Linked DNA regions of Homo sapiens: region 2 is linked to region 1. Evidence: chromatin contacts called from ENCODE Hi-C data. All regions are on one chromosome and are shown on one strand. Each heading gives the region's core, a stretch centred on a gene start or an enhancer-like site at or near the end of the contact. The rest is flanking DNA. Distances are from core to core; before and after follow the strand shown. Region 1 holds the start of TMED9 (transmembrane p24 trafficking protein 9). Region 2 holds the start of ZNF879 (zinc finger protein 879).

What was found. Hi-C counts contacts between places; a loop is a spot of excess contacts on that map. Pooled maps may share reads with other maps.
Region 2: a loop to region 1 is called in a pooled map, with 13 times the contacts of the local background. The contact joins the promoter of ZNF879 here to the promoter of TMED9 in region 1. A Hi-C loop is called at or near these places in 4 of 50 pooled maps.

The regions. Positions count from the first base shown.
Region 1 is chr5:177,585,689-177,593,452 of GRCh38, forward strand. It overlaps TMED9 (transmembrane p24 trafficking protein 9), which reads left to right and starts at 6,515. Exons shown (of 5, transcript NM_017510.6): 1 at 6,515-6,710; 2 at 6,887-6,987. The coding sequence starts at 6,527. RefSeq lists an enhancer at 7,720-7,764.
Region 2 is chr5:179,021,182-179,028,945 of GRCh38, forward strand. It overlaps ZNF879 (zinc finger protein 879), which reads left to right and starts at 2,623. Exons shown (of 5, transcript NM_001136116.3): 1 at 2,623-2,723; 2 at 3,789-3,856; 3 at 6,292-6,418; 4 at 6,851-6,946. The coding sequence starts at 3,824. RefSeq lists an enhancer at 2,251-2,752.

The DNA of each region.
Region 1 (7,764 bases), core at 5,265-7,764:
CCCCATGATCTCTCCCTCTAGTCCATCCCTCCTTAGGCTTCCAGGCAGTTGATCCCACAGATGTGGGATGTGGTGATTTGTGAGATTTTGGTTTTGGTGCACCCACCACCCAAGTAGTATACATTGAACCCAATCTGTAGACTCTTATCCCTCAACCCCCTTCGCACCCTTTCCCCCTGAGTCCCCAGAGTCTATTGTGTCATTCTTATGCCTTTACAGCCTCATAGCTTAGCTCCCAGTTATGAGTGAGAACATACGACGTTTGGTTTTCCCTTCCTGAGTTACTTCACTTAGAATAATAGTCTCCAGTTCCATCCAGGATGCTGCAAATGCCATTAATTTATTCCTTTTTATGGCTGAGTAGTATTCCATAATATATATATGTGTGTATATATATATATATATATATACCAGTTTATTTATTGATGGGCATTTGGGTTGGTTCCACATTTTTGCAATTGTGAATTGTGCTGCTATAAACATGTGTGTGCAAGTATCTTTTTCGTAGAATGACCTCTTTTCCTCTAGGTAGATACCCAGTAGTGGGATTTCTGGATCAAATGGTAGTTCTACTTTTAGTTCTTTAAGGAATCTCCACACTGTCTTCCATACTGGCTGTACTAGTTTACATCCCCACCAGCAGTGTAGAAATGTTCCCTGTTCACTCCATCCACACCAACACCTATTATTTTTTGATTTTTTGATGGTGGCCATCCTTGCAGGAGTAAGGTGGTATTGCATTGTGGTTTTGATTTGCATTTCCCTGATCATTAGTGATGTTGAGCATTTTAAAGAAAGCATGCATGAAAGGGGAAACATTTACATGACCCTAGTGATGACCATTAGGTTTTATCGTGGTCAGCAGCTATGGGGTGTGTTGGGTTTTGAATTAGTGGGATGAGGAATGAGTGAATTATATCAGAGGCAACTACATGGGGACGGGAAGTTTTAACTAGGCCAAAGGTGAAAGGGTATGGCTGGGCTTCAGACAACTTATGCCAGACCCAAAAATAGATGCAGAGACAGCAACTATACACATTTATGGCATCTGGTGTTGGTATTTTCACAAATTGTGTTCAATTTATGAAAATTCACTGAGAGGTAAACATTTAGCTTATGCACTTTTCTGTCTTTTTTTTATGCTTCAGTAAAACATTTACAAAGCAGCTTCCTCTCCCACAATAGCTCCCCAAACCCCTGTTCCTCTTTTATATAAGCAGGCATAGTTACCAATTTCTTACTGATAACCAGATGGCCATTCTTTTTTCATGGCGATATAATATTTAATTATAGAAGTGTGCCATAATTTATTTTATTTTTTTGAGACAGAGTGTCACTCTGTCGCCAAGGCTGGAGTGCAGTGGCATGATCTCAGCTCACTGCAACCTCCGCCTCCCGGGTTCAAGTGATTCTCCTGCCTCAGGCTCCCGAGTAGCTGGGATTACAGGTGTGTGCTATCATGCCTGGCTAATTTTTGTATTTTTAGTAGAAACGGGGCTTTACCATGTTGGCCAGGCTGGTCTCGAACTCCTGACTTCAGGTGATCCATCTACCTTGGCCTCCCAAAGTGTGGGGATTACAGGCGTGAGCCACTGCACCTGGTCCATAATTTCTTTCTTTTAATTTTTATTTATTTATTTATTGAGACAGGTCTCACTGTCACCCAGGCTAGAGTACAGTGGCACAATCACAGCTCACTGCAGCCTTGACCTCCTGGGCTCAAGCAATCCTCCCACTTCAGCCTCCTAAGTAGCTGGGACTACAGGAATGTGCCACCACGCCTGGCTAAGTAGTTGGGACTACAGGTGCGAGCCACAACACCCGGCTAATTTTTGTATTTTTTTGTAGAGACAGGATTTCACCATGTTGCCCAGTCTGGTCGTGAACTCCTGAGCTCAAGCAGCTCTCCTGCTTCAGCCTTCCAAAGTGCTGGGATTACAGGTGTGAGCCACCACACCCGGCCTATTTTTAAAATATCTTATTAGTGGAATAGATATAAATCAAAGTTATTAAAGTAGCTGCATCTGGAAAGGGATGGAGGGAATAAGGATTTAATTTTATTTGTAATAATTTTGTTCTTTAAAACATACCTGATAGTTTAGGACTTCTGCTTCTGAGAAGATGATATAGACATACTTTTCTCCATTCCTCTGGCTAGGTACAACCAAAATCCTAACTAAAAGAGGAGTCTCAAATCAATAATCTAAACTACTTCTGGCCGGGTGCAGTGGCTCATGCCTATAATCTCAGCACTTTGGGAGGCTGAAGAGGGCAGATCACCTGAGGTCAGGGGTTCGAGACCAGCCTGGGCAACATGGTGAAACCCCATCTCTACTAAAAATACAAAAATTAGCAGAGCATGGTGACACATGCCTGTAATCCCAGCTACTTGGGAGGGTGAGGCAGGAGAATCGCTTGAACCTGGGAGGTGGAGGCTGCGATGAGCCGAGATGTTGCTACTGTACTCCATCCTGGGTGACAGAGTGAGACCTTGTCTCAAAAATCAAAACAAAACAAAACAACAAAAAAACCCCACAAACTTCTACTTCAAGTCACTAGAATAAGAAGAACAAACTAAATCCAAAGCAAGCAGAAGAGGAAAAAATAACAAGCAGAAACCAATGAAATTAAAAACAGAAAAGCAACAGAGAAAATCAATGACACAAAAAGCTGATTCTTTGAAAAGACTGATAAAATTGACAAACCTCTTACAAGACTGATACAGAAAAAAGAAGACATAAATCACCAGTATCAGTAATGAAACGGGTGACATCAGTACAGACCCTGCCCACATCAGAAGGATCATAAGAGAATAATTCCACGGACAACTTTACATACATATGTGGGGGTGTGTGCTGCAGACCTCAACTCAACGACAGATGAATAATGTACACTGACACAGATATTCTGCTTGTCAGTCAGGCCGATTGTCCAGGCCCCCTACAGACTCCCAGGAGAGTGCTGTACATTTGCAACGTGGCCCCGACTCCCCGCCTCCTACTCGCTGGCCTTCTCGTCATTTACTTAGCACACATTAAACACAGCAAAAGTCTCAAGTAAACACCATTAGAGGGTAATCAACCTGGTCGCCTTCCCCTGCCTCCCCCAGAGCGCCATCCTGCCCGCGAATGATTAAAGGTTACTTTTAGAACCACATGAGTAAACAAGCTATTTAGATAGACTCCTCTACATTCCTATGTTACTTACCCTTGCTATGGCTCAAAGAGGATTAGGCCGCTTTCAGCCAAACTATCTGAAGCTAAGCAAAAACCTTTTGGCCTTCCAAGTTTTGTGTTTTATTGTATAATTTTCCCCACCATCCTGACTGAACCTCTACATACATAAATGTAACAATTTAGGCAAAATAGATCAATTACTCAAAAAGCACACACTATCACAACTTACTAGTATGAAATAGATACTTTGAATAGCCCTATAGCTATTAAGGAAATTTAATTCATAATTAAAACACTCCCCAAAAGGAAATTTCAAGGCCCAGATGATTACACTGGAGCATTCTACCACACTTTTGTTTTTTTTTTTGAGATGGAGTTTCACTCTTGTTGCCCAGGCTAGAATGCAAAGGTGCCTTCTCAGCTCACCAAACCTCTGCTTCCCAGGTTCAAGTAATTCTCCTGCCTCAGCCTCCCGAGGAGCTGGGATTACAGGCATGTGCCACCACACAGGCTAATTTTGTATTTTTAGTAGAAACAGGGTTTCTCCATGTTGGTGAGGCAGGTCTCGATCTCCTGACCTTGTGATCCTCCCGCCTCGGTCTCCCAAAGTGCTGGGATTACAAGCGTGAGCCACCGTGCCCGGCCAAAGTTGACTGTTTTTAACTGTACACTTCAGTGGGATTAAGTACATTATATTGCCATAGAACTCTCACCACCATCCATCTACAGAACTCTTTTTATCTTGGAAAACTGAAACTCTATACCTATTAAACAATAACTTCACTCTCCCTGTCCTCCAGTCCCTGGCAACCACCATTCTGCTTTCTGTCTCTGTGATTTTGACGACTCTAGTACCTCATATACATGGAATTACCCAGTATTTATCATTTTATGTCTGGCTTAGTCCACTTAGCGTAATGTTTCTTCAAGATTCATCTATGTTGTAGCATGTGTCAGAATTCCCATCCTTTCTAAGGCTGAAAGGATTTCCATTGTGTGGATGTACCATATTTTGCTTATCTATTCATCTACTGATGAAGAACTGGGTTGCTTCCATTTTTTTTTTTGCTTGTGAATAATGCTGCTGTGAACATATGTGTACAAATATCTCTTTGAGACCCTACTTTTAATTATTTTGAGGATATCTCTAGATATGGACTTGCTGAATCATATGGTAATTCTATTTTTATTTATTTATTTTGAGACAGTGTCTTGCTTTGTCACCCAGGCTGGAGTGCAGTGGCATGATCACAGCTCACTGTAGCCTTGACCTCCCAGGCTCAAGCAATCCTCTTGCCTCAGCCTCCTGAGTAGCTGGGACTACAGGCGCATGCCACCAGATCCAGTTAATTTTTGTATTTTTTGTAGAGATGGGGTTTCGTCATGTTGCCCCGACTGGTCTCGAACTCCTGGGCTCAAGCAATCCTCCTGCTTCTGCCTCCCAAAGCGCTGGAATTATAGGCGTAAGCCACCATGCCCAGCCTATTTTCACTTTTTTGAGGAATCATTATACGGTTTTCCACAGTGTCTGTACCATTTTACATTCCCACCAACAGTGCACAAGGGTTCAATTTCCCCACATCCTTGCCAATGCTTGTAGTTTCTTTCTTTTCCTTTTTTTTTTTCTAGTGGCCATCTTAATGGGTATATGACGTAGTATCTCATTGTTCTTTATCTCATTGTGATTTGTGTTTCTCTAATGATTAGTGATGTTGAGTATCTTTTCATGTGCTCACTGGCCACTTGTTGATCACTGGAGAAATGTCTATTCAAGCCCTTTGTTGTGGTTTTTGAATGAGATTGTTCTTATTTTGTTGCTGAGTTTTAGGAGTCTCTGCATATTCTGGATATTAATCCTTTGTCAGATATATGATTTGCAAATATTTTCTTCCATTCTGTGGGTTGCCTCTTTACTCTGCTACAGAGTCTTTTGATGCACAAAATGTTTTAATTTTCATAAAGTCCAATTTGTCTATTTTTTCTTTTGTTGCCTGTGCCTTTAGTGTCATATCCAGGAAGTCTGTTGCCAAATCCGATGTGGTAAACCCTTTGCCATATGTTTTCTATGAGTTTTATGCTTTGGGATTTTAAAAGTTGTGGGTCTTTTTGGGTGAATTTTTATCTATGGTGTTAGAGAAGGAACCACCTTCACTTTTTTGCATGTGGATATCCAGTTTTCCCAGCACCATTTGTTAGAAAGACTGTCCCTCCTCCCCGCATTGAATGGGCTTGGTCTCCTTGTTAAAAATTATTTGACCATATATGGGAGGGCATATCTTGGGGCTCTCTATTGTATTCCATTGGTCTATATGTCTGTCTATATGCCAGTACCACACTGTCTTGATGACTGAAGCTTGGAAGTAAGTTTTGAAATCAGGAAGTGTGAGTTCTTCAGCTTTATTCTTATTTTTCAGGATTGTTTTGGCTAATCGAAATCCCTTGAGAGTATATGAATTGTAGAATGAGTTTCTCTGTTTCTACAAAAAATGTCATTGGGATTTTGACAGGAATTGCATTAAATCTGTAGATTGCTTTGGATAGTATTGACATCTTAACTATATTAAGTAAGGATGATTTTTTTTAAATTACTGATTCAATCTCCTCACTAGTTATAGGTTTATTCAGATTATATTATCTATTCTGAGTCAGTTTTGCATTTCTATGAATTTGTCCATTTCATCTACGTTATCCAATTTGTTGGCTTATATTTGCTCATAGTACTCTCTTATGATCCTTTCTATTTCTGTAGAATTGCTAGTAACGAGCCATTGCAGTTGGGATCTGGCAGCAGAGGCTGTGTGTGTGTTTGTGTGTGTGTGTGATCGGAGAAATGCTTGAGAGGGTAACACCCGATTTAGGAGTGGACAGGGTATGAGGACAAAGAAGTGGTAATGGGAGACCTTGCCTTTTATTTCTTTTAATCTTTTTTGATAATACATTTGTGCATTATTTGGTCGTTCTCTTTAAATTCATTTTTAAAGGTAGAAGCAAATCAAGACTGGTAGATGCTGTGCCAAGGAAAGTCAGGGATCCTAGGTTCGAATCCTGTCTCTGTTCGCAATTCGCTCCGCAACCTCAAACAAACGACCTCAGTTTCATCTATGAAAAGCTGGTAACCATCGTCAGTTGCCAGGCCATGAAGAGAGTCAACGGAAATAAGTTTTTATTCTAGGGCACCCGCTCTCTCTCAGGTAAAAGCCGCGCCCCAATCAGGTACTGCCGCGCCAGGGCCGCGGGACATCTCGGGATTTGTGGTCCACCCGGCGGAACTCGCGGTCCCGGCAGGCACCGCGGCGGCGGCAGGGCGACGTGGCGCGGCCGGCTGCGGCTGCGCAGGCAGGTGGAGCAAGATGGCTGTGGAGCTGGGCGTGCTGCTCGTCCGGCCCCGGCCCGGAACCGGGCTGGGTAGAGTGATGCGGACCCTCCTGCTGGTGCTGTGGCTGGCGACGCGCGGAAGCGCGCTCTACTTTCACATCGGAGAGACGGAGAAGAAGTGCTTTATTGAGGAGATCCCGGACGAGACCATGGTCATAGGTGCGGGGGCGGGGAGGAAGGGGCGAGTTTGGAACGTGACCGTGGTCTTGGGGCGGGGGATGCGAGACAGTCAGCTCTCTAGAGCCGGGAGGAGACGGCCTCGCCGTGCCCAGGCGGTCGCGGAACCCATGCCACCTCGCGCTCCTCTGACCTGGGCTCGCCCTGCTTCCCTCAAGGAAACTACCGGACGCAGCTGTATGACAAGCAGCGGGAGGAGTACCAGCCGGCCACCCCGGGGCTTGGCATGTTTGTGGAGGTGAAGGACCCAGAGGACAAGGTGAGCCAACCGCCCCCCTCCTCTCCGCCAGCCTCTCAGCTAGGCGGGCTCCGGTACTTCCTCTTCTAGTTCCTGCATCTGCTAAAGTGGGAGAGACAGTTGATGTTGTGGGAATATCCTGCTGACTTGCAGACCCCGCCCGGTCTGTGAAATGGGCGGATTAATTGTGGTGATAAAAATCAAAGAGTTTTGTCAACTCTTAAAGTCATCTAGACTTTAAGATTTCACAGAACATGATACTTTCCCCACAAAATGAGCAGCTTTTAATCTTCCCAAGTAAGGATATTAAAACGAACGGCAAAACCCTTCAGCTCTCACCTTCTGTCACTTTTCGTTAAAAAACTCATGGCGGGGTGTGGTGGCTCTTGCCTGTAATCCCAGCACTTTGGGATGCCGAGGCGGGTGGATCACTTGAGGCCGGGAGTTCAGGACCGGCCTGGGCAACCTCCGTCTGGCAAACCCCGTCTCTAGTAAAAATACAAAAAAAAAAAAAAAAAAAAATGAGCCGGGTGTGGTGGCGCACACCTCTAATACCAGATACTTGGGAGGCTAAGGCACGATAATTGCTTGAACCTGGGAAGCTGAGGCTGCAGTGAGCTGAGATAGCATCACTGCACTCCAGCCAGGACGACAGAGTGAGACTCTGTCTCAAAAACAAAAACAAAAAAGAACCCCCCAAAAAACAACTCACACCAAAAAAGTTGAAAGGGCATAAGCTATAAAGGAAAGCCCTTCCCAAGAGCAGTCAGTCACTTGCCACCCTAATGTCAGACTCTC
Region 2 (7,764 bases), core at 1,373-3,872, 1.4 Mb after region 1:
TTTTAAATGAGTTACATTCATTACTAATTCTAGCAGAGATACTCTATGAATTGGAATCTATGTAAATACATTCATCCTCCAAATGCCTTTGCTTCACTCACAATCCAATGCAAGATTGGAAGGTTATAGTATTCTACAGAATCTATAGTACTCTATTTAAATTCCAAATCATTTTCTGTTTGAAATCTGAGGACATTGCTCCACACCATCTTCTAGAACCCGTGTTGCTGAGAAGCCTGATGTCAGCTGCACTTTCTTTGGTTCGTCTAGAGTAGTGGACTTTCTTGGTTACCTAATATCCTCTCGCCTTCCTAATTCTCAACAGAACCTAGATTTTGTTTACATATCCACATCACATCCAGCTCCTGAGGATCAGGGTGGAGAAAAGGAAGAAACGTGTTTGTTTGTTTTTTTCTGAGAGTGTCGCTCTGTCCCCCAGGCTGGAGTGCAGTGGCGCGATCTCAGCTCACTGCAACCTCCGCCTCCCGGGTTCAAGCAACTGCCCTGCCTCAGCCTCCCAAATAGCTGGGATTACAGGCTTGAGCCACCACCCCCGGCCAAAACCTGGTTTTTGCTGACATCATAGAACCACCGATTCTTCTCTAGCCGGAGTCTGCCCCAGTGATTTCTTGCTATTCCTTATTCATTTCAGCCAACTTGAGCAGTTCCATCTTCTGTGACTTGTAGCAAATAACACATGCCAACCTTTTATTCCGTCTTTTCTGGCCACTTTTAGGGGTTCCTATTTATCCTCAGAGTTGTGATATTTCATCGAGGATGTATTTTTTATGGGCCATCCCTACCCTAGCTCATTCATTATGCCAAACTCCCTACATTTTATTTACTCTGAAGACTCAGGGCTTCCTCAGCTTGAATGTGTTTTCTGCTATATCTCTATCACTATTTCTGTATGTAATCAATCTGTTATTATTCCCCCTCCCCATTTTCTCTGCTTTCTTCTGAATCTTTTTATTAGATTTTGGGTATCAGAGCACTTGTCTCCTGCATGTCTTCCAAATGTTTCCTCAATTTCTGGTGTTCTGATGGTATTTTTCTAGAGTTGCATTAGATTTGCTCCTTTGAAAATTATATGTGTTTGGGGTTACTTTGAAGAATATGAAGAGAAAAAGGGAGGTAATCATGGGTACTCAGTCTGGCACCTTTTACTTTGTAAATCTCAATGCTATGTTGTTTTGTCAATAATGGTCTATAACTGTCATATCTTTATTATTATTATTTTAAAATAATAATTAAATATAGAAATAACATATGGTCCAGAAATGGAATTGCCCATGTGTTAATTCTACATTTAATTTTTTTTTGAGGAACTGCCATACCGTTTTCCAGCGCAGCGCTACCATTTTACATTCCCACCATTAAGGCACAAGGATTGTTTTCTGGTTTTCTTTTTTTTCCAAATTTTATAATAGCCAACCTAATGAGTGTGAAATCGCAGTGGATGTTTGATCTGCTTTGATCTGCATTCCCCTAATGATTAGTGATGTGCATTATTATCTTTTAACAATATAAAACATCCATTTTGTTCGATTTAATTATTTTTACATTGCAATAATCTTTGTATTGTTGTAACATCGTGATCCAAGATTTCTTTTTCATATTATCTACCTGATATCTCTTAGTCCCTCTCTGCATTTTCTATCTTCAAGTACCCTTTGTGTTTAGGTTTGTCTCTGTAAACGCTAATGTTTGATATTTTAAAAATCAACACTTTCTGAGCACATAGTATTTGGCGTGTACAGTGCCGGTCACCGAGGATGCAGTTGTGATGATAGCGCTGGGAGTTGGGCTTTATTTTACGTTTTAAAGAAGTCACTTCAAAAGAAGTGAGTGCCATGAAGAGGGAAATACTAGGCTTATGCTTTTGTTTTACTCTGAGTGCCAGTAAATATGTAAAGATTACAAAAATTTATTTATTTATTTATTTATTTATTTGAGACAGAGTCTTGCTCTGTCACCCAGGCTGGAGTGCAATGGCGCGATCTGAGCTCACCGCAACCTTCGCCTCCCAGGTTCAAGCGATTCTCCTGCCTCAGCCTCCCGAATAGCTGGGATTACAGGCATGTGCCACCACGCCCGACTAATTTTTCGTGTTTTCGTAGAGACAGGGTTGCACCATGTTGGCCAAGATGGTCTCGGTCTCCTGACCTTGTGATCCGCCCACCTCGGCCTCCCAAAGTGCTGCGATTACAGGCATAAGCCACCGCGCCCGGCCGAGATTATAAAATTTAGACATAATTCATTTTTAATTAAAATCGCAGAATGGACTGTAATAGTTCTGTCACCACCTGCGAATAATCAGCAGCGGCTAGTCTTCCAGATTTAAAAATTCATACTCACTTTTCCGTCTTACTATTTTTGTCATTCTAATTACGAATACAATGGGTGGTTTAGCGGAGGGAGAGTAGTTGGAGCCCAAGCTGAGGGACTCGGCTTCAGCCTTCTCGAACTCCACAGCCCGACCGCGTTCTCCGCTCTCGGCGCTGTGGTTCTCTCTCGGACACCGTAAGTGGTGGTGCCGCAGCGACGTCTGGGAAATGAAGTCCGGAGGGACAAACGCTGCGGTTCAGCCAGGGAAACCCGTCGGCTCTCCGGCGCGCAGGCGCAGTTGCGCCCGGCAGCGACGGGAAACGTCTCTGAATTAGGTGTTCCGCTCGCCTCTTGTGCGGTGTGGAGCTGCGCGCCCCCCGCCGAGGCGGGCCCAGGTACAGGCTGCCGGTGAGGGCGGGCCCGGGGCGTGCGGCTGCCGCGGCGGGACCAGGACGAGGGCTGGCCTCTGCGCGTGTCTGCCGAGTCCCCGGCTCCGGGCGTCCGAGCCGGGGCGGCCTCGGCAGGTGAACCCGGCCCCGGAGGGGGCGTGGCCTGGGAAGGGCCTGGCGGAGGCCGGGAGGGCGCTTCGACGCCGCTGGACTCCTGGGCCGCAGCCTGGGCCGGACTCCGGGGGAAACGGCTCCAGAACAGAAACTGCAAAATGCCGCCTCGGTTCAGGGTCCGGAGCCCTCCGGGCGGTTTTTCGCTCTTAGTGTTTGTGGGTTTAAGCCTCCCCCTACTCCGTTTCCCGGAGTTTAAACTTTAGATTTACTCGTTTTTGGCAGTCTTGCACGTTTGGCAGTGTTTTCCTACAGCCAGTCCTAGAGTGATTTAACTATTTCTTTTTTTATTTACCGTAACCATGTCCACTTGCTACGTTTCTTCCCATTTCTCTAAATTTTAAATCAATTTCTAGCTAGTGATGCTGTTTTCTTGCGCCCTTGTTTTTTTGGGGCCAGGGAGAATGGGTAACGCTACCTTTAAGCAGCTTTGATAACTGTTTTTGATAAAGGAAGTAAATCTTACAAGAGGAAGAAAAGAGGACTAATTTTTGGTTGGCTGTTCCTAAAAAAGAGCATCAGTTCTTCAACTGCTGTTTTTCGTATTGAACAACATCCAAGTGCAGATGTGTGGAATATTGTGTCATTTCCTATTACTTTATCTGAATGAGCCTTGCCTGATTCTGCCCTTGACCCTGTTAAGGCACGGCAGATGGTCTTCATCCCTTCGCTCCTTTCGTCTTTATCGTAAAGCACTGGCAGAAAGGTAGCAGGCCCGGTGACTCTGAACCTGCTTCCCACACTGGTTTAAGTGGCCGGACTTAGGGCCCCTCTGGCCTGGGCAGTTCCAGGCTCCTTCTCTGCAGGTGCTCAGCTTATGGCTTCTAACCTGGTCTGGCCTAATGAGGGTGGGCATGCAGGCTGGATGAAAAGACCTCACAGCTTTTTTCTCCATTCCAGGTGCCTTCTCCAAGAGAGGCAGCAGGGAGGGAGAAATGGCAAGGAGGTTGCTGCCAGCCCATGTACAGGTGAGTGAAGGCTTCTTTTTGCTTGAACTGCCTTCAGGGTCTAGACGTGGTAAACTTCTTCATCTGTTGTTGAGCTTCTCTACCCAGTGAAGCTCAGGGAAGGACCAGAGGGCTTGGTAGCTGAGAAACTCTGGAAGGAAGGTGTTTCCCTTGCCTCAGAGCCTGTCTCATGCTTTTTTTTTTTTTTCTTTCCCTTTTTTGAGACAGGGTCTCACTCTGTTACCCAGGCTGGAGTGCAGTGGCACGGACATGGCTCACTGCAGCCTCAACCTCCCTGGTAGCTGGGACTACAGGCATGTGTGCCACCACACCCAGCTAATTTTTGTATTTTTAGTAGAGACCAGGCTTCAACAAGTTGGCAAGGCTGGTCTTGAACTCCTGACCTCAAGCAATCTGCCCGCCTCAGCCTCCTAAAGTGTTGGGACTATGGGCGTGAGCCACCGCGCCCGGCCCCCAGTCTCATGCTTTTTGACAAAGAATTTAATGGGGCTCCAATGCCAGGCCACTGCCACTACCAGAGCTTTGTGAAAGATCCAGGTGTTTTTGCCCTGTGGAGGACAAAGACACGGAGGAGTTAAATAATTCCTTCCTAACACGGGGAATTTGAAAAAGAGAGGCCCTGTATTCCCAGGACCTTGGGAGGCCAAGGTGGGCAGATCACTTGAGGTCAGAAGTTCAAGACCAGCCTGACCAACATGGTGAAACCCGGTCTCTACTAAAAATACAGAAGTTAGCTAGGGATGGTGGTGCATGCCTATAGTCCCAACTGCTCTGGAGGCTGAGGCAGGAGAATCACTTGAACCCGGGAGGCAGGGGTTGAAGCGAGCGGAGATCATGCCACTGCACTCCAGCCTGCGTGACACAGCGAGACTCCGTCTCAAAAAAAAAAAAAGCCAGGTGTGGTGGGTCTGGTGGTGCGCTCCTGTAATCCCAGTTAGTCCGGAGGCTGAGGCAGGAGAATCACTTGAACCCGGAAGGTGGAGGTTGCAGTGAGCTGAGATTGTGCCATTGCACTCCAGCCTGGTGACAGAGCAAGACTCCATCTCAAAAAAAAAAAAAAAAAAACAAAGAAAGAAAAATATGTCTGAAGGAGATAAGCTTTGTACGCCTTTGTGATTCTGTACAGGATGCTCAATTCAGCATTTCTAGAGTATGAACAAAGTGCAAACAACCTAAACATCCAGTGCTAGGGGAGTTACATAAACTAGATCATCTGTACACTGAACTACTGGGCAGCATGTAAACAGTGGTGACCAGGATGCTGTTATTTGTATAATGTGATTTTATTTTTATTTAAATATAGAACCATATTTGCATGAAAATCACCTGAAGAGACATAGCAAAAAGTTAACTTTTTCTGGTGGTAGAAAGTTAGATGAGCACTTCTTGTTGTTTTGCTTATTGATCTTTTAGAATTTTCTAGTAAGCTTTTTTAAGATGATTCGTTTTGTTTTGTTTTTTAAGAGACAGGATCTTACTCTGTTGCCCAGGCTGGAGTGCAGTAGTGTGATCACACGTCACTGCAGCCTCGACCTCCTGGGCTCAGGCAAGCCTTTTGTCTCAGCCTTCTGAATAACCGGGACTACAGGCGCATGCCACCACACCCAATTAATTAAAAAAAAATTATTTTTTGCAGAGATGAGGTCTCTCTATGTTGCCCAGGCCGGTCTTGAACTTCTGGGCTCAAGTAATCCTCCTTTCTCGGCCTCCCAAAGTGCTGGGATTATAGGCGTAAGCCACTGTGCCCAGCCAAGAAGATGACTCTCAAGAAGGGGAGATGGCCCTAGTTCAGAGCAGTAACATGCCATCCAGTGAAGGAGGAGAGAGATAGAAGAACAGGAGCTTCTGGGGTGGGGAGGGAGACTACTGACCATAGCCTTCTCCTCTGGCTTGAAAGGTTATGTAGCCCACCACCTGGGACCTCTCCTGACACAGCCATGCCTGGAACATTCTCATAGCCTTCCCTACTGTGAATGTCAGTGTCATCTTTCCCAGGACTCATAGAGATGGCCCGAGTTGAGGCAGAACTAGGACTCAGTGACCGCCTTTCCCAGCAAGCCTGGTGGTGTTCCACCTATATCTCCCTCAGTGAATGTGCTGGTGCCTCCTTCCGAAACCTGACTGTCAGGTGTGACCTGTAAGATGAGGGTTTGGTCTAGGTGATCGGACGTTTCCAAATCTAAAGTTCAGTGTTTTCTTGCTCTGATTTTGTTTCATGGGTTCAAGTGCTTCTCTTGGTTGGCCTCTGTGTTCAAGCTTCCTGAGGGGACGGTGTTTCACTCACCATAGGTAAATGATAAATGTGTGCTTGGTAACTGAAAAGTTGTCCAGAAACACTTGAAATACTTAGAACCCTAAGTTGTGACAGGGTTGCTTCTCAGTCTTCTCGTTGTGGGGACAGTCCTGGATGAACAGGAGTGGGTTTGCCATTCCAGGAGTCCGTGACGTTCAGGGATGTGGCCGTGTTCTTCAGCCAGGACGAGTGGTTGCACCTGGACTCTGCCCAGAGAGCCTTGTACCGGGAGGTGATGCTGGAGAACTACAGCATCCTGGTCTCACTGGGTAAGGAACTTTCCTCCTGATGCAGAATCTGCCAGGAGAGCACCTTAGCACCCTCAGGGGGCACATTTGGAGGGCTTGGCCAGGTCGGCTCACAGGTGGGCTCCAAGAGTGGCCATTGCCATTCCCCTTGGTTGTATGGAGAGACCTTGGCTTAGTAGAGTTGATGAAGGGGTCTTTTCTCTGCTTTTCCTGTCTTCTGCCCACTGAGCTCTGTTCCCTGAGCCCCACAGGGTGTTCCTGCTGAGAGGAGTGCACAACCAGAGCCCTGACTTTCTTCCTGGGACCATCTCCTGGTTGTCCTCTAGGAGCCCAGTTTGAAGCCTCTCAGAACAAACCTCCTCCTTCCCTGTACTGCCCCTCTGCCCTGGGCACTCTGGGGCTGGACCCGCCTGCTACGATGGCCGCTCACGTTTCTTTCTTGTTCATGAACAGGGATTCTCTTTTCCAAGCCAAAGGTCATCTCCCAGTTAGAGCAAGGAGAAGACCCCTGGATGGTGGAGAGTGGAGTTCCCCAAGGCGCACATCTCGGTGAGTGACAGAGTAATTGGGAGATGGGCATAACATTTTCCCACTGCCAGGGCACAGCGAGGAGGCTGCGCTCAAGGGTCTCCTTGATGTGCCAGGCCAGGGGGAAATGCTGGGAAGGTAGATCCTTTCTCTTTTGATTACTTGATCCATCATGTTCAGAGGAGGGTTGAATTCTCCCAATATGGGTTGCACTGTTTTCAGATATCTTGTAATTTGCAGAATATGTAATACAGTATATCATGTGTAAAGGTTTATAATTCTTTTATCTTCCTTTATCCTTGCTTTTACTGGATTGATTCTTTTCCTAAATTATTTTCCTTAGTGGCTTGAACATTACATTGTTTTTTTTTAATCACTACAATACATTCCTCATAGTTTCATCTTGGAACCATCTTTTGCTTTGATTTCTTTGGTGTACAACTTAATTATACATGGTTCAAAAGGGGGAAAAAAGCAGATATATGTGTATGTATTTACATACATGAAAGAGGGAAAGAAGGTGTGACAAACGGTAACAGTTACGGAATGTGAGTGGGCTTCCGGATACTCATCACGCTATTCTTCTCTTTTCTGTGAAAATTTAGAAAATAATGCATCCCAGATCCCAGCTCCTAAGGCATGTCACTTTTTCCCTATACGCCCTTGGATGACTGCATTATCAGCTTCCGCATTCATTCTCCTGTGAATTCTGTCTATGCTTCTGGCAGTAGAGGAGGCCTCTGTTGAGCTTTACCACGTGTCTGGTGTTTTTTTCTCACCTGGGCAGGGCGTGGGCTTTCTGGGCCAGTTCACTTTTGCGTTTCCATTCGTGAACTCTG